Regions from separate parts of the Homo sapiens genome. Here region 1 is linked to region 2. Evidence: chromatin loops called from intact Hi-C (ENCODE). Cell type or tissue: OCI-LY7. All regions are shown on one strand. Each heading gives the region's core, and the rest is flanking DNA. Links, peaks and the distances in the headings are about the cores only.

Region 1 (14,937 bases), core at 303-8,302, 150 kb before region 2:
TGAGCTGAGGGAGTTGACAGCCTTGGGCACCCATTCCTGCCGTATGCCAGGGTATCCCAGCTGCATCCAGCCTGTCTCCCAGCCACATGTCCTGTTCCTCACCTCCTTCCAGTCCTCTCCAGCACCCATCCCTTGCTTTCCCCACTCACCATCTTGGTTCTCCTGGGGGACAGCAGGACCCAGAAGCAGCAGCAGAGACAGCAGGACAGGCACCATTCTTACCATTGTGTCTGCTTGGAGGGTTCTGGGCAGGAGGCACAGATATTATCCTGGGTCCTGGGGCCCTGCCCAGGGGAGGTGAATCTACAGGCCAATGGGAGTGCCAGGACGGGCTCCTCCCCTAATAGAGAAAAAAAAATGATACACAAGCTAGGCTGGGCAGAGGTTATGAAGAATGAATCTACACACAGGATATGCAAATTCAGAGCTGAGTCCAGAGTTGATCTCTGGACTGAGGCTTTGTGTGTGCCTGGGGTGGAAGGATGCCAGTGGGTAGGAGGTGCGTGTGATGGGTGGCAAGCGCCTGGGATGTGTCACCCTTCCAGTCTATTGTGACAACCCCTGGGCCAGTAGGGGCATTTGTGTGTTTTTGGACCACACTGTATCCCTGCCTTCCAGAAAAACTCTCAACATGTCCAAGACATGGACCTGGGTAGACCCCAGCTGGGGTGGGACCCTCACTCTCCCACATCCGATCCTGCCAGAGGCTGTGTCTGGAGGACAGTCACATTCCCATCTCTCCCTCCTTCCTTTCTGTGCCTGTGGAATCCCAGCCTTCCATGATGGAAGCAGAAATAGCCGCATCCTCCTTTTGCAGCCTCCCTGGCAACAGAACGAGCCTCCCAAAATGCTGGGATTAAAGGCGTGAGCCACCACGCCCAGCCAAGATAATTTTTAATGCATACAACAAGACTCGTTTTACACAGACGAAGCCAGTTATTTGAAAACCAGGTCTTTCCAGGCACGCTCAGTGTTGATGGGCTATTTGCAGAGAGACCCTCCGAATACAAAGCAACATGCTATTCTAAAGTGACTGGGGCCCGGGTGCGGTGACTCATGCTTGTAATCCCAGCACTTTGGGAGGCTGAGGTGGTTGGATCACCTCAGGTTGAGGTCAGGTACTCGAGACCAGCCTGGGCAACATGATGAAACCTCGTCTCTACTGAAAAAATACAAGAATTAGCTGCGCGTGGTGGCACATGCCTATAATCCCAGCACTCAGGAAGCTGAGGCAGGGGTTTCACCATGTTGGCCAAGCTGGTTTTGAACTCCTGACCTCGTGATCTGCCCGCCTCGGTCTCCCAAAGTGCTGGGTTTACTAGTGTGAGCAACTGTGCCCAGCCTCTCTTTTGGTTAAAGAAACCTACAAAGGGACCTTTTATAGTGACTTCAATTTTATGGAATAATTGTAATGCTCCTAAGGCCGTTGTGCTCCAAAGTCTAGCCGCAGGTATTGTTATTGATTGGGCTCCAAAAGGGCATTATTGGCAAGATTGCTCCAGCAAAAATACCTCATGCTCAGAGTTTAATTATTTGTTAGATTATGTAGAGGATGGATGGCAGTCATACAGGCTGAGACAATGGGTGTCCCCTTACCTATTTAAATGGATGGATGCAGGCATTACTCCTCCTAGACCAAAAATGATTCATCCCTTTGTTACCCCAGAACATCCTCAACTATGAAAATTAGCTGCAGCTATGACAGGAATAAGGATATGGAACACTACCTATCAACTCCTTCACACTAATACCAAAACACCCACATTCAACATCACCCTCATATCTGAACGGGTGATACCCATCAGGAGCTATGTCAAACCCCCTTACATGCTGTTGGTTGGAAATATAATTATCATTCCCAATACACAAACTATAGAATGTGATAACTGTAAGCTGTTCACGTGCATTGATGCTACTTTTAATCCCACTACAAGTACTCTCTTGGTAAGGGCTAGGGAGGGGGTATGGATACCAGTTTCTTTACATCGTCCATGGGAGTCTTCCCCCTCTATTCACATAGTCAATGAAGTTCTTAAAGGTATCCGCAAAAGAACAAAGAGATTTATTTTTACTCTTATTGCCATCATTGCAGGACTAATTGCGGTTACTGCAACAGCAGCAACTGCTGGAGTTGCCATCCACAATTCTGTTCAAACCGTTCAATATGTTGAATTGAAGCATGGCAGAAAAACTCCTCCAGACTTTGGAATTCTCAGGCTCAAATTGATCAAAAATTAGCTAATCAAATTAATGATCTCCGCCAAAGTGTAATCTGGCTGGGAGATATGAATTTGGAACACCGTATGCAATTACAGAGTGATTGGAATACTTCTGATTATTGCATAATGCCTTATGCTTATAATAAATATCAACATAGCTGGGAAAATGTCTCAAGACATTTAAAAGCCTGGGATGATAACTTAACCTTGGATATTTCAAAACTTAAAGAGCAAATTTTCGAGGATTCACAAGCTCATTTATCCACTGTTCCTGGCTCAGACATTTTTGAAGGCATAACTAAACAATTATCTGATCTTAATCCCTTTAAATAGATCAAACCCCTTGGAGGATCATTGTTGTCACTGGCATTATTAATATTGGTATGCTTACGTTGTCTCCTTTTAGCCTGCAGATGCCTCCAAGGAGTCCGAAAACAAATCCGAAGTCAACGACAAGCAATGATGGCGATGGCGATCCTAGTTAATAAAAAGGGGGGAGATGTGGGCGGCAAGCCATCCAGGTGCCAAGCCAAGAGACCGAGGGCATGAGTTGTTCCAGTATAATAAAATATATAAAACAACAAGAGTTATACTAGATCTAGATCATAGATATGATTATATATCAATATCATTAATCATTAGTTTTTTCCAAATTTATTATTCCAATATTATAATATTATAATAATCCTCCAATATTATAATTTATTCCAATATTATAATAATCTTCGCTGCATAATCATAACCTAAGAAAAACCAGGCCATACAGAGATAGGAGCTGAGGGGACATAGTGAGAAGTGACCAGAAGACAAGAGTGCGAGCCTTCTGTTATGCCCAGACAGGGCCACCAGAAGGGCTCCTTGGTCTAGCAGTAACGCCAGTGTCTGGGAAGACGCCCCTTGCCGAGCGGACGGTGGTCTAGCGGTAGCCTCAGTGTCAAGGAAAACACCCGCTACTTAGCTGACCGGGAAAGGGAGTCTCCCTTTCCTTGGGGGAGTTTAGAGAAGACTCTACTCCTCCACCTCTTGTGGAGGGCCTGACATCAGTCAGGCCCGCCCGCAGTTATCCAGAGGCCTAACCGTCTCCCTGTGATGCTGTGCTTCAGTGGTCACGCTCCTAGTCCGCCTTCATGTTCCATCCTGTACACCTGGCTCTGCCTTTTAGATAACAATAGCAAATTAGTGAAAGTACTAAGTCTCTGATAAGCAGAAATAATGGCATAAGCTGTCTCTCTCTCTTCCTCTTTCTCTCTGCCTTGGCTGCCAGGCAGGGAAGGGCCCCCTGTCCAGTGGACACATGACCCACGTGACCTTACCTATCATTGGAGATGACTCACACTCTTTACCCTGCCCCTTTTGCTTTGTATCCAATAAATAACAGCGCAGCCAGACATTCGGGGCCACTACCGGTCTCCACGTCTTGGTGGTAGTGGTCCCCGGGGCCCAGCTGTCTTTTCTTTTATCTCTTTGTCTTGTGTCTTTATTTCTACACTCTCTCGTCTCTGCACACGGGGAGAAAAACCCTCCGACCCTGTGGGGCTGGTCCCTACACCAATCTACCATAACAGATACCTCAGCCAACTGTTGAAGTTATCACTGCACACCAGGCCTGCCAGAATCCCCCAAGACTCTTGTGTTTTCACTGCGCAGCCCCAATCTGGCCCAGTAACCAACCTCAGCTTCCCAGCCCTCCATTTCCCTGAGTAAATACTGCCTGGAAACAATCCTTGTACCAATCTCTGTATCCGCCAGGAGTATTTGTTATTGGAAACGTAATGCAGTTCTGACCTTAAGCAGAAAATAAACGTATTTATTGGTTAGCTCTCAGAATCCACAGAAAGGATGGAGAACCCAGGCTCAGAATTCCAGAGGAGCCCAACAGTCAAAATCACACCTGCAACCGGCCCAGTAAATATACAGAAGCTGCCAGCAGGGGGCAGCAGAGGCCACAGCACGGGATCTACAACATCCCGGGGGACTGAAGCTCAAGACGCCCCCCGCAGCTACTGCAGCCCCACTGCCCCGGGAGCTGGCAGTTGCAACCCCTGCCAAGACCACCAGAAAACATTGTCCACTGTGCCCTCCTCTTTGTTTCCCTAACACTTGACCTGATATCCAAGGCAGTAGCTTCGACTTGCTGAGCATAAACCCTGTGCACACCTGCTCGTTCTATTGCCAGGGAGGCTGCAAAAGGAGGATGCGGCTATTTCTGCTTCCATCATGGAAGGCTGGGATTCCACAGGCACCTAAAGGAAAGAGGGAGAGATGGGAATGGGAATGTCCTCCAGACAGCTCTGGCAGGATCGGATGTGGGAGAGTGAGGGTCCCACCCCAGCGGGGGTCTACCCATGTCCGTGTCTTGGACATGTTGAGAGTTTTTCCAGAAGGCAGAGATGAAGTGTGGTCTGACAACACCCAAGTGACCCCAGAGGGTGTCATAATAGACTGGAAGGGCGACACATCCCAGGCACCTGCCACCCATCACACACACCTCCCACACACTGGCATCCTTCCGCCCCAGGCACACACAAATCCTCAGTCCAGAGATCAACTGTCTCAGCTCTAAATTTGCATATCCTGTGTGTAGACTCACTGATCACAACCTCTGCCCAGCCTGGCTTGTGCATACTTCTTTCTTACTGTCAGGGGAGGAGCCCGGCCTGGTACTCCCATTGGCCTGTAGATTCACCTCCCCTGGGCATGGCCCCAGGACCCAGGATAATACCTGTGCCTCCTGCCCAGAACCTTCCAAGCAGACACAATGGTAAGAATGGTGTCTGTCCTGCTGTCTCTGCTGCTGCTTCTGGGTCCTGCTGTCCTCCAGGAGACCCGAGATGGTGAGTGGGGAAAGCAAGGGATGGGTGCTGGAGAGGACTGGAAGGAGGTGAGGAACAGGACATGTGGCTGGGAGAAGGGCTGGATGCAGCTGGGATTCCCTGGCATATGGCAGGAACAGGTGTCCAAGGCTGTCAACTCCCTCAGCTCACACACTTCCAGGAGCATTCAGGGAGCCTCTGCCCTCACCCAAAATAAGACCTTCAGGAATCTGAATCTAAAACCCCTTAGTTTACAGTGAAAACAAAGACTCCAAAGACCAAGCGACCTGCTTGGGGTGGAGAGCCAGGACGGAGCAGGAACCACAGGCCTGGAGCTGCTTCTGCTCCTGTTCCTTCCCTCCTTCCGATGGCTGGGTACACCTGCCTGACGCTGAGGAAAAGAGAGAACAGCCCCCAAGGGGAAAGTGGGAAGGCAGGTTGGCTGGAGGGATGGTGCTAGAAGGAAACCCGTGCCCTCACCCCACACTCAGACACCACTGCAGTGGGTCTGGAAAGCGAGTGGCCGGAAGAGAAGACAGTGGGAGCTTGGGGAGATCAAGATTCATTTATAGGAGAGGGGAAGGAGGCTGTTTGTGGCATGAGAATGTGCAGGATAAAGACATGGAAGTGAATGGCTTCTCAGTTGTGTGAGTTTAAAATTCATGCCGGGCGCGGTGGCTCACGCCTGTAATCCCAGCACTTTGGGAGGCCGAGGTGGGTGGATCACGAGGTCAGGAGATCGAGACCATCCTGGCTAACACGGTGAAACCCCGTCTCTACTAAATATACAAAAAATTAGCCGGGCGTAATGGCGGGGGCCTGTAGTCTCAGCTACTCGGGATGCTGAGGCAGGAGAATGGTGTGAACCCGAGAGATGGAGCTTGCAGTGAGCAGAGATCGCGCCACTGCACTCCAGCCTGGGCAACAGAGCGAGACTCTGTCTCAAAAAAATAAATAAATAAATAAAATAAAATAAAATTCATGACATTTACAAATTGTCAAAATAGGTGTTTCACGTTAGTTTTATAATAATCACATTTATAATATTAATCCCATTCTGCACCCAAATATGAATTATTCGGGGTTCTCCAGAGAAACAAAACTAATATACATTGTATAAACACTCACGTATGTATATATGAATATACATTGTATATTCATATGTACACTAAATATATGTGTATATGTATAATATACATATATACGTGTATGTATATACAAAACAGAGAAAGGGAGGAGTTTTATTTAATATTTCTTGTGGCTCACACAATTCTGAGGGCTAAAAGTCCTAAACCAGCAAAGCAAGCCAGCAGGCTAGAGACCAAGCAAAGAGTTGGTGTTGCGGTCCTGAGTCCAAGGGTAGTCTAGAGGCAGAATTCTTTCTTCTCTGGGGGACCTCAGCCTTTTCTCTTGATGCCTTCCACTGATTGGATGAGGCCCATCCACACTGTAGAGGGTAATCTGTTTTACTCAAGGTCTGATTTAAAGGCTAATCACATTCAGAAACTCATGAGCAAGAATGACTTCAGTACTTAAATTAGAAATCTGCCATATGACTTCCAACATTACTAACACTCATGTAAATTATATTCTAAATTAACTATGGAACTAATTGTGGAAATGTCCCACTCTCTCAGCTTCCATCTTGTACCAAACTGCAAGATACAATGCCAGGAATTCTGAGAGGTATCCTAGCCTTACCCTATGCTGATCCATTCTGGGTCACTTCTTGAGTTTTCTAGTAAATTCACCTTCCTACACTTTCTAACTATATGTATTTGTCCGGTTAGACTAGAAATGTTTATTTCTCATGTCAAGTTCAATGCAGATTGGGCAAGGTTCCTCTCCTCCACAGGGTGACTCAGGGATCCAGGCTGTTTGCATCTTGGGACTCTTCTGTTTCATCCTGTGGCCTCCACAGTCAACGAAAGGGATAAGAGACCGTAGGGGCAAGCCAGATGGTAGAGCCTTGGACCAGAAGAAAGACATCAGTCACTTCCACTCACATTCTTGTTTGACAAAACTCAGTCACATGGTTCCAATCTATCTATAAGGAGGCTGAGAAATGTTAACTTCTTCTGTGCCAAGCAGATTAAACTCTGTAGTGAAGAAACAGAATGGTCTCTGAAATATCATCCCCAGCATGAAAGTAGAGCCTGTTTCCTTGAGTGAGGCTCCAATGGTGTGAAGCTGATGGCAGAGGAGAGAGCTGGGGAGGAAGAGGCCAGTGGCCAGGCCTCCCCTCCTGGCCCTCTGCAGCCCCACAATGGGACACCCTTGCATGGACCCCAGCCCTCAGAGTCTTTTCTTTTGCAGGTCATTACTCTCTGACCTATCTCTACACTGGGCTGTCCAGGTCTGGCAAAGGCACCCACAGGCTGCAGGGCACTGTCTTCCTCAATGGCCATGCCTTCTTCCACTACAACAGTGAAGACAGGAAGGCTGAGCCCCTGGGACCATGGAGACATGCGGAAGGAGTAGAGGACTGGGAGAAGCAGAGCCAAGTTCAGAAGGCCAGGGAGGACATCTTTATGGAGACCCTGAACAACATCATGGAGTATTACAACGACGGTAACGGTCAGTGAACAACAGACCGCGGGGGTGGAAGGTCTAACCCAAGAGGCAGCCCCCCAGGTGTGAGTGGCAAGGGGTCAGCAGGATGGAAATAGTCCCAATCCCAGGGGAGGAACAGGAGACACAGCAGAAACACAGACATGTCCGCATCCCACCCCCCCCACAGCACAGTGTTGTCCCCTTCCCCATCGATTGCCCCATCCTCATCCCAGGTCTCAGGTCACACAGGAAGTGATGGCAGAGTCACTTCCTATCTAGGCACCTCTGACCTCTCACCTCCACTCCCCACCCATCAGAGGCTGATCTCCCCATGAGAAGGCATCAGACTCACCCCTGTCCAGGGAGGTTGCCTGGAGAATGAGCCACTCTCAAAGTCACTCAGACCTGGGCTCACCTGGTGGCTCTGCCAGTCCTACCTGTTGACAGTGAAATGTTCCCAAAATATCTGGTCGAAATCTGCAAACATTGGAGCACTGAGACCTATCTCCAAACAAGTCTGTAATATTTAACTATGTCTGTTCTATGAAGGATGTCACAGTCTGTCCTGATCTCCCTTGCAGCTCCATCACCTAGCACAGGGTACAGCCAATATTGGCTCAATTGAAATTTGTGGAATCAACAGAGAAAAGCACCCAGCACACACCGTAGCCCATGCTGGGGGCTCAGGAAGTGCTGCATTCAAAACCACAGGCTGTTAGAGATCCCTGCAGCCCTAAAGTTCCTCCTCACCATAAGATGCAGACCCAGGAAGGGCCACCTGCACTGTGGTCGGAGGAGCTGGTGGCAGAGCCCGTGCAGAGACGGTCCCCCTGCCCCCGGCCCAGCGTTCTTTCTCCCAAACCACACTGCCAGCCCCAAGGCAGCCAACCCCAGGCCTGGTGAACTGCTGGTGTTAAATTATCATGGAGTGGGTATCAAAAGATGGGCTTCTAAGTACAAAAATGCCCAAGGTGCTACATGGGATCTGAAGGTTTCCCAAAGGAGGCAAGAGATAAGCAGACGTTTGAAGGATGAGGGATGGGAGGTCTTGGTAAGGAAAATGACCCAGGCTGTGTGTTAGCCATAGGAGAGGAGGGGGCACAGGTGATCAGAAAAGACACTGGGGGAAGCATTGATGGACAGGAATAGAAATGGCAAAGTGGATAATTACGAGGAAGGAGGATGAAGAGATGAACACAGGGTATTAGAAAATAAGAGTAGCTGACATTTACTGAGCACTTACTTTGTGCCAGGCCCATTTATGAGCATATATAATGCTCAGAATAACCCCCTGAAACCGTGCTTTTGGCACTGCTGTTTCAGGGGTGAGGAAATAAAGGCACAAGGAGGTGACTGGCTCCAGTTCACACAACACACCAGGTTGGGGCGGGAAGAGACCTGGGACTTGAGCCCAGACAGCTTGAGAGCTGTGAGAGTCTATGCCAACAGCACCAACCTGTGCTAGGTAAACACCTGTTTTTATAATCAGAATGAAGAGGCTGTGTCCTCTGCCCTATGAGGTCCATTTCTGAGAGTTGTTGCTAATGGGCAAGAAGGTTGGGACTTTAGAGATTTGGGATAAAGATATCAAACACCAGAAAGGAAGAAAGAAGTGATCAGGCCAGGCGCAGTGGCTCGCATCTGTAATCCCAGCACTTTGGGACACCAAGGCAGTCAGATCACCTGAGGTCAGGAGTTCAAGACCAGCCTGGCCAACATGGCGAAACCCCATCTATACTAAATATACAAAAATTAGCCTCGTGTGGTGTTGCGCACCTGGAATTCCAGCTACTCAGCAGACTGAGGCAGGAGAATTGCTTGAACCCGGGAGATGGAGGTTGCAGTGAGCCAAGATCATGACACTGCACTCCAGCCTGGGCAGCAGAGTAAGACTCTGTCTCAAAAAAAAGAAACAAAGAAATAGTCAGACAGATTAGGTTGATTTAGGTGATGATATGAACTCCACCTAGAACTGAGAGAAAAGGAGAGCCTTCCTTTCCTCATATGGAATCACAAATAATTTCTATCAAATTCGGAAATGTACTTTGGTGTGGTTGTGACAGGTTCCTAAATACTCCCCGTAAGTTCAAACAAATAAAAAGAGATGCTACAGAAGAGACAGAAATCTGCCCACGGCCTGTAGCTCTCTTAACTTCCCTGGCTGGGAGGAATGCATATTTCATCTCAAATTGGCCCGAAATGCCAATCCATATAGCCTTTGCCACTCTGTGTCAACTGTACGTCCAGATAAAATCATATGCCATGATTACGGAACTGCATGCTTAGATTGCAAAAGCCTTTCCTCCTATTGAGTTGTGAAGAGTGCAGGACTAAGAGTTATTCAGTTGGCACTAGGCTGACTGGCTTCCTGTGGGGTCAGGGGAGGTTTCAGGGTCTCATGCCTTGCAGGAAAGGTTTGGTTGTGAGATCCAGAATAACAGAAGCACTGGAGCATTCTGGAAGAATGCCTATGATGGAAAGGACTACATTGAATTCAACAAAGAAATCCCAGCCTGAGTCCCCTTGGTCCCGGAAGCCCAGAACACCAAGCAGAAGTAGGAGGCAGAACCAGTCTACGTGCAGCGGGCCAAGGCTTACCTGGAGGAGGAGTGCCCTGCAACTCTGCGGAAATACCTGAAATACAGCGAAAATATCCTGGACCGGCAAGGTACTCACTGCTTCCTGCTATCCAGTGCTAAGCTGGGAAAAACCAAGGTGATCTCAGGCTGGGAGCTCAGAGAGCATCTTAGGCCAATCTCCTCTATCCATGTAAGTCACGTAGAACCCCAGTTTTCAACTTCCAGGATTCATTCCTTTCCTAGGAGGACATCAAAATTTCAGGCAGAATGGGCCAGGAAAGCCACTGATTCACTGGTAGGCTTCCCTAAATATCACCCATTGAGAGATGAGGAGCTGGAGGTGACAGAGGTGAGGGTAACACTGTGTGTAAGAGGCAGAGCTGCAGCCAGGCATGCTGGCTCACGCCTGTAATCCCAACACTTTGGGAGTGAGTCCAAGGTGGGTGGATCACTTGAGGTTAGGAGTTCGAGACCAGCCTGGCCAACATGATGAAACCTCGTCTCTACCAAAAATACAGAAATTAGCCTGGCGTGGTGGCAGGCGCCTGTAATCCCAGCTACTCGGGAGGCTGAGGCATGAAAATTGCTTGAACCCAGGAGGACTAGATTGCAATGAGCCAAGATCGCGCCACTGCACTTTAGCCTGGGCAATAGTGTGAGACTCAGTCTCAAAAAAAAAAAAAAGAAAAAAAAAAAGGAAGAGCTAGGACTTGAATTCCAGATTTCAGATTCCAAATGCCATCGTTGTTTCTCTCTACAATGATGCCTCCCATCTGGGTGGTGGAGAGAAGGGAGGTGTGTAAAATGTCAGCCCCAGAAAGACAACAGCGAGCCAGTGTGAATGGAATCGATGGCTGCAAGCTGAGACTTGGATTGCAGACATAGTGAGACTCAGGATTGTGCAGTGCTGCAGGGAAGCGGTTGCTGGATAGAGGCATGGGCTGAACCAAGCAGCTGGACTGAGATTGGGGGACAGAACTCCAAAGCCCACTCAGATGTGGGAAAACATGGGAAAGTGCACAGAGCATTCACAACTTATCAGAGTCAATACATGGGTGGGGTGGAGAATGGGCGAGAGGGGAGCCAGGACATTCCATGATCCAACAGAGAAGGATCAGGGAAAGCCTCAGCCTTCCCTGATCTTCTGGAAAGTGTCCCAGGGCAGGGGGCAGTGGGGCGGGCAGATACAGAGCTTAGAGCTCTGCTGATTGCTGACATCCAGGGGTAGGGGTGAGAAGAGACCTGGGCCGGGAGAAGTCGACCTCAAACCTGCAGTGTCACACTCTATCCCTCCACAGATCCTCCCTCTGTGGTGGTCACCAGCCACCAGGCCCCAGGAGAAAAGAAGAAACTGAAGTGCCTGGCCTACGACTTCTACCCAGGGAAAATTGATGTGCACTGGACTCGGGCCGGCGAGGTGCAGGAGCCTGAGTTACGGGGAGATGTTCTTCACGGTGGAAACGGCACTTACCTGACCTGGTTGTTGGTGCATGTGCCCCCGCAGGACACAGCCCCCTACTCCTGCCACGTGCAGCACAGCAGCCTGGCCCAGCCCCTCGTGGTGCCCGGGGAGGCCAGGTAGGAAGCAAGGGCTGGAGGCAATGTGGGATCTCAGCCCCAGTAGCTGCCCTTCCTGCCTGATGTGGGAGCTGAACCACCGAAATCACGGTCAATGGATCCTCAAGGCCCAAGGAGCAGTGTGGGGGGACAGACAGGAGGTGGATTTGGAGACCGAAGACTGGGATGCCTGTCCTGAGCTGACTCGGACCCAAAAACCATCTCACCTTGAACCACCCCCCGCCATTGTCTAATCTGTGGAAACTAATAAATAATCATCTCTCTTTGTCAAGCACGACAGAGAACAGTATTAACTGTAAAATGCTATAGAAATGTGATGTGATTTTCTCATTGGTCCTGCTCCCAAGCACTGAATTCATCTGAAACTCTTGGTTTCCCTTGGAGGCCATGGTTCCTGGGCACCCTGACTTGGGCAATCCCAAGCATGGCCCGGACCCGCTGTCCCTTAGGGATTGTTCAGGTGTCCCCTGCTGACATCCACAGGCGTGGCCATGGCCACTCTGGCTGTGAGGTGCTAGAACCCTGCAAGCTCTTTCACACAGCCAAGCCTCTTCTGTGCCTCAGTTTCCCCACACTTCTTGGCTTCCTGGGAGACCCAGCCCTCCACTCCAGCTGCTCCACATCTCCACACCATGTTCGCCTTGGCCCACCAGCCAAAGCTTATTTGAGAGCTCTCAGCTCTCCAGGGTACAGCTCAATGAAGCGGGAATTGGCCCTGAGGTTCTCAGACTCCCTCTGAGTCCCTGAGAGTGAGTTTCCTCAAATGAGTCGCCAACTGCCATGCACAGGTATCAACCCCAAACACACAGCAGAGCTCTCACCTTGACCTTCTCATGAAGCCTCACCTGCCTGTGTCTGTGCTTTTCCTTCCTGTGGGAAAAGAACTTTCCTTTTTTTCTTCCTTTTTCTTTTTTTTTTTTTTTTTTTTTTTTTTGAGATGGAGTCTTGCTCTGTTGCCCAGCCTGGATTGCAGTGTTGCAATCTTGGCTTACTGCAAACTCCGCCTCCCGGGTTCCAACGATTCTCCTGCCTCAGCCTCCCAAGTAGCTGGGATTACAGGCATCAGCCACTACGCCCGGCTAATTTTTCTATTTTTAGTAGAGACAGGGTTTCACCATGTTGGCAAGGCTCGTCTCGAACTCCTGACCTCAGGTGATCTGCCTGCCTCGGCCTCCCAAAATGCTGGCATTACAGGCGTGAGCCACTGTGTCTAGCGACAAGAACTTTCTTTACATCCTATACTCAGCCTCCCACTCTGGATTATTCCAAAATCCATCCTCCAAGCTGGGTTCCATAGAAGAATCATTCCCAGTCTTTGGAATTCTGAGTTAATCATCTTATCTTTCATGAAAGCCTAAATTTGAAGGCTACAATTTTTTGTTTTAACTCTTCGACTCCAATTTGAAAATCAAAGCTGAGAAATTACTTTTTTTTTTAAAGTCTACATGAAATCCACCTTTCTCCCTTCCAGGGCAAAAACATCCTATATGAACAGTAGCCAAGTTCAGGAAAGAAAATGCAAATAGTCGCCAGGCGCGGTGGCTCACGCCTATAATCTCAGCACTTTGGGAGGCCCAGGCGGGCGGATCACGAGGTCAAGGATCAAGACCAGCCTGGCCAACATAGTGAAACCCCGTCTTCACTGAAAACACAAAAAATTAGCCGGGTGTGGTGGTGTGTGCCTATAATTTCAGCTACTTGGGAGGCTGAGGCAGGAGAATAGCTGGGTTTGGTGATGTGTGCCTGTAATCCCAGCTACGGGGGAGGCTGAGGCAGGAGGATCACGTGAACCCAGGAGGCAGGGGTTGCAGTGAGCTGAGATCTCGCCACTGCACTCCAGCCTGGGCGACAGTGCAAGACTCTGTCTCAAAAAAAGAAAATGCAAATAATCAAGAGGAAAAAATATAGCATGTGAAATGTGAATATGAGGACACTTGGAGCAAATAAAAGGTGAAAGTTAAACATTTAAGATCAACGAAGAAACCAAAATCCACATGATCAGACCAGGGCTAAGGAAAATTGGAATAGGAGATGTGACCTCATCTATAACAGGAGACATGGATGATGATAAAGGAGGAGAGAGAAGCCACAGGATTCAAGTCCTGGGCAGGTGTGGGGCAGGAGGAGAGGGACACAGGGCTACTGAGATACTCAGGGAAAACTTCCTGGAGCAATTCGGATTTCAGAGAGATGTGGAGGCCTAAGACAGCTTGCCAAGTCGAGGTCAAAAGATTTCCATGCAGAATGGGATTTTACATTCCCTGTTCTTTTGAGTCTCCAGTGCCTACCAGAGAATCAAATATACAATAGGTCCGGGCACAGTGGCTCATGCCTGTAATCTCAGCTCTTTGGGATGCCAAAGTGGGAGGATTGCTTGAGCCAGGAGTTCCAGATCAGTCTGGGCAACATAGCAAGACCCTGTCTCTACATTTAAAAAAATAAAAAATTATCTGGGCATGGTGGCACACACTTGTAGTCCCAGCTACTTGGGAGGCTGAGGCAGGAAGATCACTTGAGCATGGGAGGTCAAGGCTGCTGTGAGCTATGATTGTACTATTGCACTCCAGCCTGAGCAACAGAGCAAGACCGTGTCTCAAAAATAAATAAATAAATACACATATTAATACAATAGGTAATTAATACATAATTTCTGGATGAATCAATAAATACGTAAGCAAAGGCAATAGAAAGCACTAAATATTTCTGACGACCACGAAGAACCTTTTGGCTGGGACAGTGAATTCTACTGGGAAAGAAGTTTGAAAAAGCAAAGCTCAGAGAAATTGAAGAGGACCTTAACATATGTATACCTTGCTATATCTGATTGATGTCTTTTGCCTGATTCAGTGTGCATCATTCCTCCAGCCTACCTGGGAACTATCCCCAGGAGAGTCCACCAGAGAGAGACAAGATAGTCTAAGGCAGGGGTCCCCAACTCCCGGTACCCGTTCATAGCCAGTTAGGAGCCGAACCACGCAGCAGAAGGTGAGCTGCAGGGTCGAAGCTTCATCTGTATTTACAGCTGCTCCCCCACCCCCCGACCATTGCTCCAATTACCGCCTGAGCTCACCTCCTGTCAGATCGGCAGCAGCATTAGACTCTCACAGAAGCACGAACCCTATTGTGAACTGTGCAAGAAAGGTATGTAGGCTGCCCGCTCCTTATGAGATCTAACGCCTGATGATCTGTCACTGT
Region 2 (15,590 bases), core at 4,935-12,934:
TGATTAAAGTGGGTCCAGGAGCGGTGGGGTGCGGTGGCTCACACCTGTAATCCCAGCAATTTGGGAGGCTGAGGCAGGTGGATCACCTGAGGTCATAAGTTCGAGACCAGCCTGGCCAACAAGGCAAAACCCCGTCTTTAATAAAAACACAAAAGTTAGCTGGGCGTGGTGGTGCACGCCTGTGATCCCAGCTACTTGGGAGGCTGAGGCAAGAGAATTGCTTGAATCCAGGAGGTGGAGGTTGCCATGAGCCAAGATCGCACCATTGCACTCCAGCCAGGGCGACAGAGCAAGACTCCATCTTAAAAAAAAAAACAAAAACAAAAACAAAAAAAAAGAAATCATAATGAGCCGGGTGGAGTGGCTCACAACTGTAATGCTAGCACTTAGTGAGTCTGAGGGAGAAGGACTGTTTGAGACCAGAGTTAGAGACCAGCTTGTGCAACATAAGAGACCCCCTTCTCTACAAATAATAATAATTTTAAAGAATTTTTTTTTTCAAGACGGAGTTTCACTCTTATTGCCCAGGCTGGAGTGCACCGGCACCATCTCGGCTCACCGCGACCTCCGCCTCCCGGGTTCAAGCCATTCTCCTGCTTCAGCCTCCCGAGTAGCTGGGATTACAGGCCCCTGCCACCACGCCCAGCTAATTTTTTGTAATTTTAGTAGAGACGGGGTTTCATCATGTTGGCCAGGCTGGTCGAACTCCTGACCTCAGGTGATCCACCCGCCTTGGCCTCCCAAAGTGCTGGGATTACAGGCATGAGCCATTGGGCCCTGCCTTAAGGAAAATTTTTAAAAAGTAATAATGGGCCAGGTGCGATGGCTCACGTATGTAATCCCAGCACTTTGGGAGGGCGAGACAGGCGGATCACGACATCAGGGGTTCAAGACCAGCCGGGCCATCATAGTGAAACCCTGTCTCTACTAAAAATACAAGAATTAGCCGGGCGTGGTGGTGTGGTGGCATGCATCTGTAGTCCCAGCTACTCAGGAAGCTGAGGCAGGAGAATCACTTGAACCCGGGAGGCGGAGGTTGCAGTGAGCTGAGATCCCACCACTGCAGTCCAGCCTGGGTGACAGAGCGAGACTCCATCTCAAAAAAAAAAAAAAGTAACAATGGTTGCTAATGATATCCACCATCACTTATTGAGCACCTACTGTGTCCCAGACTCTGGACCAGATACTTTGCATCTGTAGCCTCATTTTACCCTTAACAGCCTGATGTGGTAGGTGCAATTACCATACATATTTTACAGGCAAGGAGCTGAGACTCAAGAGTTTAATAATCTACTTGGCAGAATAGGTGCTGGTAAATGTTTGTTGAATGAATGAGGATTGCACATCTAGTAGGCCAAACTTAGCTTCCTGGCTACCTGCCTCTCCAAAATCAGTCAGGTTGAGCAGGGAGAGAAGACAGGCGGGATCCCAAATCCCTCCAGAGCAGATACTCTTCTGGCCCTTCTACTTGACCAGTGTGAGACCATGTTGGAGGAGTTTGAAGACATTGTGGGAGACTGGTACTTCCACCATCAGGAGCAGCCCCTACAAAATTTTCTCTGTGAAGGTCATGTGCTCCCAGCTGCTGAAACTGGTAAGCGTAAGGGTTGAACTCCTCTCCTGCCAAGCCATAGCCTCCCCTGCCTCCAGGACTAATATCTAAATTGTTTTCTGTCATCCGATCTAGCATGTCTACAGGAAACTTGGACTGGAAAGGAGATCACAGATGGGGAAGAGAAAACAGAAGGGGAGGAAGAGCAGGAGGAGGAGGAGGAAGAGGAGGAAGAGGAAGGGGGAGACAAGATGACCAAGACAGGAAGCCACCCCAAACTTGACCGAGAAGATCTTTGACCCTTGCCTTTGAGCCCCCAGGAGGGGAAGGGATCATGGAGAGCCCTCTAAAGCCTGCACTCTCCCTGCTCCACAGCTTTCAGGGTGTGTTTATGAGTGACTCCACCCAAGCTTGTAGCTGTTCTCTCCCATCTAACCTCAGGCAAGATCCTGGTGAAACAGCATGACATGGCTTCTGGGGTGGAGGGTGGGGGTGGAGGTCCTGCTCCTAGAGATGAACTCTATCCAGCCCCTTAATTGGCAGGTGTATGTGCTGACAGTACTGAAAGCTTTCCTCTTTAACTGATCCCACCCCCACCCAAAAGTCAGCAGTGGCACTGGAGCTGTGGGCTTTGGGGAAGTCACTTAGCTCCTTAAGGTCTGTTTTTAGACCCTTCCAAGGAAGAGGCCAGAACGGACATTCTCTGCGATCTATATACATTGCCTGTATCCAGGAGGCTACACACCAGCAAACCGTGAAGGAGAATGGGACACTGGGTCATGGCCTGGAGTTGCTGATAATTTAGGTGGGATAGATACTTGGTCTACTTAAGCTCAATGTAACCCAGAGCCCACCATATAGTTTTATAGGTGCTCAATTTTCTATATCGCTATTAAACTTTTTTCTTTTTTTCTAAAAACTAGCTGGGCCCAAAGTTTCAAACAACAGCCGGGCACACATAGCTAGCTGGTCGATGAGGCAGCACCCAGAATGGCCGCTGTCTTGTTAAGCTCAAGCTCCAGCCTGAGCAACATAGTGAAACCCCAATTCTACACACACACACACACACAAAGAAGACTGCAGGGCTGGTGGTGCAGCGCCTGTAGTCCCAGTTACTGCAGAGGTGGAGATGGGAGGATCACTTGAGTCCAAAAGGTCAAGACCAGCCTGGAGGCTGGGCGCAGTGACTCACACCTGTAATCCTAGCACTTTGGGAGGCCGAGGCAGGCGGATCACCTGAGTGTAGGAGTTCGAGAGCAGCCTGGCCAACATGGAGAAACCTCGTCTCTACCAAAAATACAAAAATTAGCCGGGCGGCTGGGCGCGGTGACTCACGCCTGTAATCCCAGCACTTTGGGAGGCCAAGGCGGGTGGATAACAAGATTAGGAGATCGAGACCATCCTGGCTAATACGGTGAAAGCCCGTCTCTACTAAAAATACAAAAAATTAGCCGGGTGTGGTGGCAGGCGCCTGCAGTCCCAGCTACTCGGGAGGCTGAGGCAGAAGAATGGCGGGAACCCGGGAGGCGGAGCTGGCAGTGAGCCAAGATCGTGCCACTGCACTCCAGCCTGGGTGATAGAGCGAGACTCCGTCTCAAAAAAAAAAGCCACGCATGGTGGTGGGCGCCTGTAATCCCAGTTACTCGGGAGGCTGAGACAGGAGAATCGCTTGAACCCAGGAGGCGGAGGTTGCAGTGAGCTGAGATCACGCCACTGCACTCTAGCCTGGGCGACAGAACAAGACTCCGTCTCAAAAAAAACCAAAAAAAATTTAGAGGGGCGTGCACGCCTGTATTCCCAGCACTCCAGGAGGCTGAAGCAGGAGGATCGCTAGAACCAGGGGTTCAAGACTGGGGCGAGCTATGATGGTGCCCCTGCACTCTAGCCTGGGCGACAGGGCGAGACTGTCTCAAAAGAAAAAAAGACCAGGCGCGGTGGCTCACACCTGTAATCCTAGCACTTCAGGAGACCAAGACTGGAGGATCGCTGGAGCCCAGGAGTTCCAGACCAGTCCTGGCAACAGAACTAGACCGTGTCTCCAAAAAAAAAGAGAAAGAAAAAATAGAAACCTTAGCTGGGCTTGGTGGTGCGCATCTGTGGTCCCAGATACTCGGGACGCTGAGGCGGGAGGATCACATGAGCCCAGGAGGTTGAGGCTGCAGTGAGGTATGATCGCGCCACTGCACTCCTGCCTGGGCAACTGAGCATGAACCCTCCTCAAAGCTAATGGCGCTTCAAAATTCTGCAGTGCAAAGAAGTTGCTGGGGTTGCGGAGCGGAGAACCGCCAGGAGGCTGGAGCCCAGCCAGGCAGCCTCCTCGGGCACACGGTGAAGGCGCCGGAACTACAGCTACCTCCGCGGCGCCGCTTCGGCCGCCATATCTGGGTACACGGGAACCGCAGAGGACAAACTCTCACCCGCGTTTTCGATTTCTGCGCTTTCTTCGAGTGAGGCAAGACCTAGCAGAGGCCCAAGGTAGAGCGCGGCTAGGATTCGATGGAGGGAAACATAAAGGATAGCCTTTGGAGGGTGACGGGCAAGGACGTACGTACCGCGAACGGAATGGGGCGGGGGCCGAGGACGCCGAGGGAGGGGCGGGCCCAAGTGTGAAGGGAGTCTGGGCGATACCATTTTGGGCAGGGGTTGAGGGTGATACCAACTTAATGGGAGGCGGGTGGCAGAGAACCGAGGCTTAGGGGCAGTGGCGGGGCCGAGCGCGGGTGGGGGATCGCGGAGGGACAGGACGGTCGCCCACTGCTCCATTTCCTTTCTCCCCAGCCCGTCCCTCCCTGCCAGGAGCAGCCTCATGCGGACCGAGCCGCTGTGCGGGGCATCCCCTCTGCTGGTGCCCGGCGACCCCTACTCTGTGGTGGTTCTGCTGCAGGGCTACGCGGAGCCAGAGGGTGTGGGCGATGCCGTGCGCGCCGACGGCTCCGTGACCCTGGTCCTACCCCAGACCCGGGGCCCGGCCTCCAGCCACCGAGAGTCCCCGCGCGGGAGTGGCGGCGCAGAGGCCGCCCTGGAGGAGGCGGCCCGTGGCCCCATCCTGGTGGACACCGGGGGCCCCTGGGCTCGGGAGGCGCTGCTGGGGGCGCTGGCGGGGCAGGGCGTGGCCCCGGGAGACGTGACGCTAGTGGTGGGGACCCACGGGCACTCGGATCACATCGGGAACTTGGGGCTGTTCCCAGGCGCGGCTCTGCTGGTCTCGCACGACTTCTGCCTTCCCGGAGGCCGCTACCTGCCCCACGGGCTGGGTGAGGGGCAGCCCCTGCGCCTGGGCCCGGGGCTCGAGGTGTGGGCCACGCCGGGCCACGGGGGCCAGCGCGACGTGAGCGTGGTGGTGGCCGGCACGGCTCTGGGCACCGTGGTGGTGGCGGGAGATGTGTTTGAGCGAGATGGGGACGAGGATTCGTGGCAGGCACTGAGTGAAGACCCCGCAGCCCAGGAGCGGAGCCGGAAGAGGGTCCTGGTCGTTGCCGACGTGGTCGTACCTGGTCACGGGCCCCCCTTTCGAGTGTTAAGGGAAGCCTCGCAGCCCGAGACGGAGGGTGGAGGGAACAGCCAGCAGGAGCCGGTGGTCGGAGACGAGGAGCCCGCCCTGCACTAATCAGCCTCGAGAGGGACTGCACTCTTGTCAGGGAAGCCCTAACAGCGAAGAGCTGCTGGAGACAGAGTCAGAGCAGTCAAGGGTGGGAGCTTCCAGCCCTTCCAGGAGGCCAGTTTTCTAGTGAAGACAGAGTGCACCTGACACTGCCATCACATCGTCAGTATCACTGCCTGTCTCTGCCACCAAACTAAGATCAAAGGAGGGGCTCAGCTCCCTGTGCATTCTCCCTGGGCCTCAGTAAAATGGGAGAAGGTTCGTGGGAGGGGCCTCCAAAATAAAAATGGAAACTGCATTGAAAATCATAGTGCCCTAGTGTAAATGTGAAGCATTGACAATGATAATCGTGCAAACATGGTAATCTACAACTACAGCAGAGGCATACTTTGGCCAATTGCCCCTTTCTTATAGGATGGAGGTTGCTGAGAGAAGGTACAGGGCATAAAGATGACCCCTTAGTCACCTGACTTATGTATTTGTTCATATTTTTTTGTCACACAGGCTAGAGTGCAGTTGTGCAGTCATAGCTCACTGCAGCCTCCAGCTTAAGCCATCCACCTGCCTCAGCCTCCCAAGTAGCTGGGATGACAGGCAAGTGCCACTATGCCCCACTAATTTTTTTTTTTTTTTGAAACACGGTTTCACTCTGTCCCCACAGGCTGCAATGCAATAGCACAATCTTGTACTGCAGACTGCACTGCAACCTCTGCCTCCTGGGTTCAATTGGTTCTTGTGCCTCAGCCTTCCCAGCAGCTGGGATTACAGGCTCACACTACCATGTCCAGCTAATTTTTATATTTTTAGTAGAGAAAGGGTCTTACCATGTTGGCCACACTGGTCTCAAACTCCTGGCCTCAAGTGATCTGCCCATCTCAGCCTCCCAAAGTGCTGAGGTTACAGGTATGAACCACCATGCCTGGCTATCAGCTAATTTTTTTTTTTCATTTTTTTTCAGAAATGGTCTCACTGTGTTGCCCAGGCTGGTCTTGAACTCCTGACCTAAAAAGATCCTACCTTCTCAGGCCCTCTGCATTTTTTTTTGCTGGGATTACAGGCATGAGCCACTGTGCCCTTCCCCAAGTGTGATGATTTAATATCTGTTTTCTTTCAGCAGCCGGATTGCTCCCATGGGCATGGGATGGGGCCACACCTGCCTGGCTCTCCTATGCTTGGGACCTCCAGCACCTTGGACAACCTCTGGCACAGAGTAGGGCGGGGTGAAACAGCAACAGATGCCTGAAGTGAGATCCTAAGAGCTCACAGAGCAGACCAGTTCTACTTGCTCTAAGCACTTTCTGTACATTATTATTATTATTATTATTGACTGAGTCTTGCTCTGTAACCCAGGCTGGAGTGTAGTGGTGCAATCAAAACTCACTGTGACCTGGAACTCCTGGGCTTAAGTGATCCTTCCACTTCAGCCTTCAGCCTCCCAAACTGCTGGGGTTACAGGCGTGAGCCACCGTGCCCAGCCCCATCCATTAACTTATTTGTTCCTCATCGCAGCTCTGAGCTAAGTACTATTATTATCTTTCTTTCTTTCTTTCCTTTCTCTCTCTCTCTCTGTCTCTTTCTTTCTTTCCACAGAGTCTCACTCTGTTGCCCAGGTTGGAGGAGTGCAGTGGCTCGATCTCGGTCAATGCAACCTCCGCCTCCTGGGTTCAAGCACTTCTCTGCCTCAGCCTTCCGAGTAGCTGGGATTACAGGTGCCTGCCACCGTGCCCAGCTACATTTTTTTTTTTTTTCTGAGACGGAGTTTCACTCTTGTTGCCCAGGCTGGAATACAGTGGCACAGTCTCAGCTCACTGCAACCTCCGCCTCCTGGGTTCAAGCGATTCTTGTGCCTCAGCCACCCGAGTAGCTGGGACTACAGGCGCACACCACCACATCTAGCTAAATTTTCTATTTTTAGTAGAGACAGGGTTTCACCATGTTGGCCAGGCTGGTCTCGAACTCCTGACCTCAGGCGATCCACCCACCTCAGCCTCCCAAAGTGCTGGGATTACAGGCGTGAGTCACTGCGCCTGGCTTTTTGTATTTTTTTTTTTAAGCGGAGATGGGGTTTTGCCATGTTGGCCAGGCTGGTTGAACTCCTGACCTCAGGTGATCCAGCTGCCTCAGCCTCCCAAAGTGCTAGGATTACAGATGTTGAGCTGCCACACCTGGCCTATTATTCCTTTTCACAAATAAGAAAATACTGAAGTGCTGAGTGGTTAAGTGACTTGACCTTAAGTCAACAGAGATGACATAAATAGTAATTAGTGGCTGGGTGAGGTGGCTCACACCTGTAATCCCAGAGCTTTGGGAAGCTGAGGTGGGAGGATTGCTTGAGCCCAGGAGTTTGAGGCCAGCCTGGGCAACATAGCAAAACCCCAACTCTAAAAAAAGAAAAAAAAAATTAGTTGGGCTTGGTGGAGCCCACCTGCAGCCCCAGCTACTTGGGAGGCTGAGGCAGAAGGATCACTTGAGCCCAGGAGTTGGAGGCTGCAGTGAAGCCATGATTGCATCACTGCACTCCAGCATGGGCAACAGGTCAAGACCCTGAAAGTTATTGGCAAAGAGTAACTGGCAGAGCAGAGATTCCAACCCAGGCAATCTCGCTACAGAGGTGGACTTTACCTCTTCATGGCATTCTGAGGCGGCTCCTGCAATGAATAATAGATTGATTTCCAATCGACCAATGCAAAAGGGACACGTGGTTTTTCTTTTCTAACCAAAGAGAGCATACGCATTAGACTGGAAAGACCAGAGTTTCCTAGTGCTAAGTTCTCAGGTTGAGGACTGAGTGCCACTGGAAATTTCCCGGACGAAAAGCTGCTTGGAGCCTCCAGGGACCGGCATCCGGTAAGAGAAGGCGCTGCAGGAGCCTCCAGCTTAGCCCCCCTACCTGGGTACTTCGCCCCGGCCCCACTACCTCCAGGCATCCGAGCGGCAGCTGTTAACTTTCGTGATCTTTGGCGCCCCCTTCTGCAGGCCCGCGGAGCAGCAGCCGTCTCGACTGCCGTCCCTCTCCCGGGAGCGCAGCAGCCTCTTTCTTTCCTTTTTCTTTTCTTTTCTTTTCTTTTCTTTTCTTTTCTTTTCTTTTCTTTTCTTTTCTTTTCTTTTCTTTTCTTTTCTTTTCTTTTCTTTTCTTTTTCTTTCTTTCTCTCTTTCTTTCTCTCTTTCTCTCTTTCCTTCTTTCCTTCTTTTTCTCTCCTTCCTTCCTTCCTTTCTTTCTTTCTTTCTCTCTCTCTTTCTCTCCCCGCTTCTCTCTTTCTTTCTTTTTTTCTTTTGAGACGGAGTCTCGCTCTGTTACCCAGGCTGGAATGCAGTGGCGCGATCTCGACTCGCTGCAAGCTCTGCCTTCCAGGTTCACGCCATTCTCCTGCCTCAGCATCCCGAGTAGCTGGGACTACAGGCGCCCGCCACCACACCCGGCTAATTTTTGTATTTTTAGTAGAGACGGGGTTTCACCGTGTTAGCCACGATGGTCTCGATCTCCTGATGTCGTGATTCGCCCGCCTCCGCCTCCCAAAGTGCTGGGATTACAGGCTTGAGCAACCGCGCCGGGCCCTTTTCTTTCCTTTTCCTTTTCTTTCTTTTCTTTCTTTCTTTGTTTCTTTGTTTCTTTCTTTCTTTCTTTCTTTCTTTCTTTCTTTCTTTCTTTCTTTCTTTTTCTTTCTTCTCTCTCTCTCTTCCTTCCTTCCTTTCTTTTTTTAGAGACAGAGTCTTGGGCCGGGCACAGTGGCTCATACCTGCAAGATTCCATCTCATAAATAAATAAATAAATAAATAAATAAATAAATAAAATTTATGTAGCCATGAGGTGTCACCGTGTTGCCCAGGCTGGTCTTGAACTTCCAGGCTAAAGCAATCCTTCCACCTCATACTCTAGAGTAGCTGGGACTACAGGTACACAACACTATGCCTGGCTAATTTTTTATTTTATTTTTTATAGAGATGGGGTCTCACTGTGTTGCCTGGGCTCAAGTGATTCTCTCGCCTTGGCCTCTCAAAGTACTGGGATTACAGGCATGAGCCATTGCGCCCAGCCTGGAAGGAGGTTTTGGTTCACCAAACATAATCCTCCTCTTGCTGGTAGGTCTCCAGCAGGTGCTCCACTTATACTGGCATATACGGTCTTATACTGGCTCTGACCCAAAGCCTAGTGTCTAAGCCACCACCAAACACATCTGCAGGTCCCTTCTTGTGTTTAAAACTATATGTCTGTGGCTGGGCGTGGTGGCTTACGCCTGTAATCCCAGCACTTTGGGAGGCTGAGGGGGGTGGGTCACTTGACGTCAGGAGTCCGAGACCAGCCTGGCCAGCATGGTGAAATCCTATCTCTACTAAAAATACAAAAATTAGCTCGGCGTGGTAGCATGCACCTATAATCCCAGTTACTCGGGAGGCTGAGGTAGGAGAATCGCTTGAACACGGGAAGTGGAGGTTGCAGTGAGTCGATTGTGCCACTGAACTCCAGCCTGGATGACAGAGGGAGACTCCATCTCAAAAAACAAACAAACAAAAAACAACTGTATGTCTGTGGGTTTTGCTAAATCCCACAGAGAATAACTCGCATCTCTGTCTCCTGATCCTCACTGGTGCACCTGCACACCCTCCCCTTGCCACCAGAGGGGAGTCTAGGCTTGCCTCCAACTCCCTGGTCTCCAGCTCTCCCTACCCCTGACAAACCCTTCCTTCTCTGTGCCTCAAAACCTGGAGTAAATCCCCCTTTCCCCTCCTATCTCCTCTGTTGGCAACCCTGCTTCTACCATCTCCATCCTAGACGTAGAACAAGGAGCTTGTTTACACACAGAAGAAAGAGAGGCGCTGAGTTAGGGAGTAGCTAATGAAAGTGGATCTCTGAGGTCCTGGGGATTCCTTGCACAGTGGGCTAAAAAGAGGGAGAGATGCCAGAGAAGATAGACAGATCACAAAGGGCAAAGCTGCATAAATGCACAGATCAAAGGGAGAACTGGGAAAGTGTTACCAGATGGTGCCGTGCAATTCCAGGCTCTTGGTGTCCCGAACAAAGAATTGGACGAGACACAAACAGATAGCAAAGCAAAGCAGCAAAACTGTATTAAGCACAGTATTCCACTCTCGGAGGGCAGAGCAGAGTGACCTCTGCCAGATGAGATCAGCATTAGTTTGGTGTACTTTTTTTTTTTTTTTTTTAGACGGAGTCTCTGTCGCCCAGGCTGGAGTGCTTTGGTGCAATCTCGGCTCAGTGCAGCCTCCACCTCCCAGGTTCAAGCAATTCTCCTGCCTCAGCCTCCTGAGTAGCTGGGATTATAGGCACACGCCACCACGCCCGCCTAATTTTTGTATTTTTAGTAAAGATGGGGTTTCATCATGTTGGCCAGGCTGGTCTTGAACTCCTGACCTCAAATTATCCACCCGCCTTGGCCTCCCAAAGTGCTGGGATTACAGGCGTGAGCCACCGTGCCTGGCCATGAAGCTTGAAGTTGTTTATTAGACATCGGACCTGTGCTCAAGACCCCAGGTAGAAAATTTTTAAAATCCAGGCCAGGCGCGGTGGCTCATGCCTGTAATCCCAGCCCTTTGGGAGGCCGAGATAGGCAGATCACGAGGTCAGGAGATGGAGACCATCCTGGCTAACATGGTGAAACCCTGTCTCTACTAAAAATACAAAAAATTAGCCGGGCATGGTGGCGGGTGCCCGTAGTCCCAGCTACTCAGGAGGCTGAGGCAGGAGAATGGCGTGAATCCGGGAGGTGGAGGTTGCAGTGAGCTGAGACTGTGCCAGTGCACTCCAGCCTGGGTGACAGAGCGAGACTCTGTCTCAAAAAAAAAAAAAAAATTTTAATCCAAGGATCAGTAAGAAACCATCAATGTAGAAGATGTATATCAATAATGGCAGTTTTTGAAGTTTCCAGTTGCATGATTAAATAATTAGAAGCTGTGTTCAGCAGTGTTTGTAATATATAATGAAATAATTCTACAACTCATCATCATGTAGAATCAGTGGGAGCCCTGAGCTTGTTTTCCTGCAACTAGAGACCAGCCTGGCCAACATGGTGAAACCCTGTCTCTACTAAAAATACAAAAATTAGCTGGGCGTGGTGGTGTGCGCCTGTAATCCCAGCTACTCGGGAGGCTGAGGCAGGAGAATTGCTGGAACCCGGGAGGCGGAGGTTGCAGTGAGCCGAGAATGTGCCACTGCACTCCAGCCTGGGCAACAGAATGAGACTCTGTCTAAAAAAAAAAAAAAAAAGAAAAAGCAACTGCTGTCTACTCTCCAATTTCTCTCCCTGCAGCCCCACCTTTAATTGGGAGTTTTTGTCCTTCTCAGCATTTAGTTTTTGGGGCTAAGGGAAAACCCAGGAATTCAGACCATCATCTCTTAGAAATTCCAGACATCCGGCCAGGCACGGTGGCTCACGCCTGTAATCCCAGCACTTTGGGAGGCTGAGGCGGGCGGATCATGAGGTCAGGAGATCGAGACCATCCTGGCTAACACAGTGAAACCCCGTCTCTACTAAAAATACAAAAAATTAGCCGGGCGTGGTGGCCGGCGCCTGTAGTCCCAGCTACTTGGGAGGCTGAGGCAGGAGAATGGCGTGAACCCGGGAGGCGGAGCTTGCAGTGAGCCAAGATCATGCCACTGTACTCCAGCCTGGGCGACAGAGTGAGACTCTGTCTCAAAAAAATAAATAAGTAAATAAATAAATTCCAGACATCCTACCACTCAGTTGATCCTTTTCTTTTTTTTTCTTTCTTCCTTTTACCTTTTTTTTTTTTTTTTTTTTTTGAGACAGGATCTCACTCTGTCACCCAGGCTGGTGCAGTGGGGGTGATCATAGCTTGCTGCAGCCTCGACCTCCCAGACTCAAGTGATCCTCCCACCTCAGACTCCCAAGTAGCTGGGACCACAGGCACTTGCCACCATGCCCAGCTAATTTTTTGATTTTTTGTAGAGACAGAGTCTCTCCCAGGGTACTGGGATTACAGACTTGAGCTGCCATGCCCAGCATGAATGCTTTTTTTCTAAGTCTGAATTTTCATTGTCGTCTTCTTTTTTTTTTTTTCTGAGACAGAGTCTCTCTCTGTAGCCCAGGCTAGAGTGCAGTGGCACCATCTCGGCTCACTGCAACCTCTGCCTCAAACAATTTTCCTGCCTCAGCCGCCAGACTGGGACTACAGGTGCATGCCACCATGCCTGGCTAATTTTTGTATTTTTTATTTTTTTAAATTTTATTTTATAAATTATATATATATATATATATATATATATTTTTTTTTTTTTTTTTTTTTTTTTTGAGACGGAGTCTAGCTCTGTTGCCCAGGCGGGAGTGCAGTGGCGTGGCGTGATCTCAGCTCACTGCAACCTCCGTTGTCCAGGTTTAAGCAATTCTCCTGCCTTAGCCTCCCGAGTAGCTGGGATTACAGGTGCCCACCACCACGCCCAGCTAATTTTTGTATTGTTAGTACAGATGGGGTTTCACCATGTTGACCAGGCTGGTCTCGAACTCATGACCTCAGGCGATCTGCCCGCCTTGGCCTCCCAAAGTGCTGGGATTACAGGCATGAGCCACTGTGCCCAGCCCCAGATCATGATTTTAATCCATACTGATTGCTTGACAAATAGAAGAAATACACTGCTCCCTAAACCTGAGTCTGTCCATGTGTCTGTTTCCCCTGCCTACATTTTCTTTCTGAAATTTAAATCCCCTTCCCCCATTGCAGGATACTCCTCAACCCTTGCTCCCCTCCCTCTGTAAGTCCCCAAAGCCTTGTGTCCTCTTTTCATAAAAAACTCACAGGGTAGCGTCCTGGTGATGTTTCACCTACTGCCAAAGTACAGCATCTGAAAATGTGTGGAAGATGTGGCTGGTCAAGCACCCAGAAGGAAGTTCAGTGGGGAGAAAGGCAGCTGCCTGAGGAAGGAGAGAACCACACTTCTTAGTAGAGTAAATGTAGAGTCTGGGAATGCAAGCGCAAAGAAGGAATAAGGCTGCCGGCAAGAGGAACCTAATGACTGTGGAACTTAATGGTCCAGACCCCCAGGAAAAGAATAATCACCTCCTCCTCCCACTCACCCACCAGAAAGCATTTTTGTTTGTTTGTTTGTTTGAGACGGAGTCTCATTGTGTCACCCAGACTGGAGTGTAGTGGCGCCATGCAACCTCCGCCGCCCGGGTTCAAGCGATTCTCCTGCCTCAGCCTCCTGAAGAGCTGGGATTATAGGCACACGCCACCACACCCAGCTAATTTTTGTGTTTTTGGTAGAGATGGGGTTTCATCATGTTGGCCAGGCTGGTCACAAACTCCTGACCTCAAGTGATCCGCCCGCCTTGGCCTCCCAAAGGTCGGATTTACAGGTGTGACCCACCACGCCCAGCCCAGAAAGCCTTTTCTACTGGATATCTGTAGAAGAAAGCAATGCCCTGGGGAGAGGGTTGCGTTTCTCTGCTTTCTAGAAAGAAACTGGACTTGAAGGCAGTACCTAAGTATATAAAGAAATTATGCAGGGATGGATGGTATATTGAGCTCTATGGCTTGAGCTCAGGAGTTTGAGACCAGCCTGGCAGCAAAGTGAGACCCTATTACTACAAAAAATACAAAAATTAGCTGGGCATGGGGGCGCACATCTGTAGTCTCAGTTACTCAGGAGGCTGAAGTGGGAGGATCACTTGAGCCCAGGAGTTGGAGGCTGCAGTAAGCTATGATTGCACCACTGCACTCCAGCCTAGGCAACAGAGCAAGACCCCATCTCAAAAAAATAAACAATTAAAAAATTAAAAAGTTGCTTCATGTGACCAATATGTTTTTTATTTTATTTATTTTTTTTCTGGGACGGAATCTCCCTCTGTCGCCCAGGCTGGAGTGCAGTGGCGCGATCTTGGCTCACTGCAGCCTCCACCTCCTGGGTTCAAGTGATTCTCCTGCCTCAGCCTCACAAATAGCTGGGACTAAGGCGCATGCCACCATGCCTGGCTAATTTTTTTTATTTTTAGTAGAGATAGGGTTTCACCATATTGGTCAGGCTGGTCTGGAACTCCCGCCCTCAGGTAATCCGCCTGCCTCGGCCTCCCAAAGTGCGGAGATTACAGGTGAGCCACTGCACCCGGCCACAGCAATATGTTTAGACTTACGTTTTCTAGCAGCAAGGCCAACACTAAAGGTTATAAGATGTTTTCTTGCTTTTTAAAATTTGTTCTTTCTTTTTTTTTTTTTAATTATTTTTTTTGAAATGGAGTCTCACTCTGTCGCCCAGGCTGGAGTGCAGTGGCGCAATCTCGGCTCATTGCAAGCTCCATCTCCCGGGTTCGCGCCATTCTCGCCTTGGCCTCTGGAGTAGCTGGGACTACAGGCGCCTGCCACCACACCCGGCTAATTTTTTGTATTTTTTAGTAGGAACGGGGTTTCACCGTGTTAGCCAGGATGGTCTCGATCTCCTGATCTTGTGATCCGCCCGCCTTGGCCTCCCAAAGTGCTGGGATTACAGGCGTGAGCCACCACGCCCGGCCCACTTTTTTTTTTTTTAAACACATATATTTACATATTTTTTTCTAGTGCCAAAAGTAAAATGTTTTATTTCCCTGTAAGGTAAGATACAAATTTGTCTGGAGAAAAAGTCCTGTTAACTAAAATATTAATACAAGGTACAAAGACGAAAGTAGAGTTGTTTGGAGAAAACTTGAGATAATAGAGTCCCTGAGGGTAAAGTAGGGTCATTGTTGCAAAAACTGAGGGAGGAAGGTTGTGCTCAAGGGTTTATAAGGTAGTGGTTCAGCATGCTGGTTTCTTTCCAGGTCAGTAGGTTCCATCATAAGCTGTGGTCACATTCAGCTACCTGTTCCATTGAGTGATCAAACAAGGTTGGGAGCTGAATACACACACACACAAAAATCTTCACCTGAAGCCATATCTAGGTGGTGACAGGCACCTGCTTTCCCCTAGGGTATATATTGCAAGTCACTGGCTCTTAGCCCTGCTGCTAGTCCAGGAAGTAACTTCGTGTGTCTAGAAACCTACACCTTCCTGAAGCGCGTTAGTCCCATCTGCCAGGAAATCAGCCTTCCAAAATGTACAAACCTTTTTTACAAAATAAAGCCTGAGCTTCAGCTGAGATGCTTTGGGAGAAATGAATTGTTCAGTTTTATCTGAAGCCATTTTTAGAAATTATAATGCACAAATCTGAGCCCGGTGTATGAAGTCCTTGGGGACCTTCTTGCTTTATTCTGCTGCCTCACCTCTTGCCTCATCCCATCCCCAACTCAAACATTTTTCTGTGTGATTTATGTTATACCTGGGCATCTCTGTTCCCCAGCCGTGAGTGCCCTTCTGACACTCTGTACCTGGCTGACACAAAGTCCTCTTTGAGAACGCAGCTTAGATATCTCCCCTTTGGGTGGGGCACGATGGTTCATGCCTGTAATCCCCAGCACTCTGGGAGGCTGAGGCGGGCAGATCAGTTGAGGCCCG

Evidence for each region. Peaks named below come from ENCODE experiments on the same cell type or tissue, not always from the same donor. Only the 100,000 strongest peaks of a DNase experiment are listed, where the experiment ranks them.
Region 1: a loop joins it to region 2, with 30 times the contacts of the local background. A loop is called at or near these places in 14 of 110 quality-filtered maps.

The regions. Positions count from the first base shown.
Region 1 is chr7:99,975,796-99,990,732 of GRCh38, forward strand. It overlaps AZGP1 (alpha-2-glycoprotein 1, zinc-binding), which reads right to left and starts at 236. Exons shown (of 4, transcript NM_001185.4): 1 at 150-236. The coding sequence starts at 225. It also overlaps the pseudogene AZGP1P1. RefSeq lists a silencer at 7,268-7,423. In OCI-LY7, for the core only: CTCF peaks have their summits at 4,117 (motif pointing right) and 4,318; DNase peaks (open chromatin) are centred at 376, 4,126, 4,366 and 4,806; H3K4me3 peaks cover 563 bases; H3K27ac peaks cover 417 bases.
Region 2 is chr7:100,123,038-100,138,627 of GRCh38, forward strand. MBLAC1 (metallo-beta-lactamase domain containing 1) reads left to right here and starts at 3,930. Exons shown (of 2, transcript NM_203397.3): 1 at 3,930-4,027; 2 at 4,331-5,458. The coding sequence starts at 4,359. The coding sequence ends at 5,159. CNPY4 (canopy FGF signaling regulator 4) reads left to right here. Exons shown (of 6, transcript NM_152755.2): 5 at 1,477-1,594; 6 at 1,688-2,471. The coding sequence ends at 1,851. It also overlaps a transcript of TAF6 not described here. RefSeq lists enhancers at 2,500-3,169, 3,880-3,949, 14,795-14,854 and silencers at 4,150-4,269, 4,360-4,839. In OCI-LY7, for the core only: CTCF peaks have their summits at 8,115 (motif pointing left), 8,317, 9,758 (motif pointing right) and 9,974; DNase peaks (open chromatin) are centred at 5,184, 8,104 and 9,764; H3K4me3 peaks cover 783 bases; H3K27ac peaks cover 858 bases.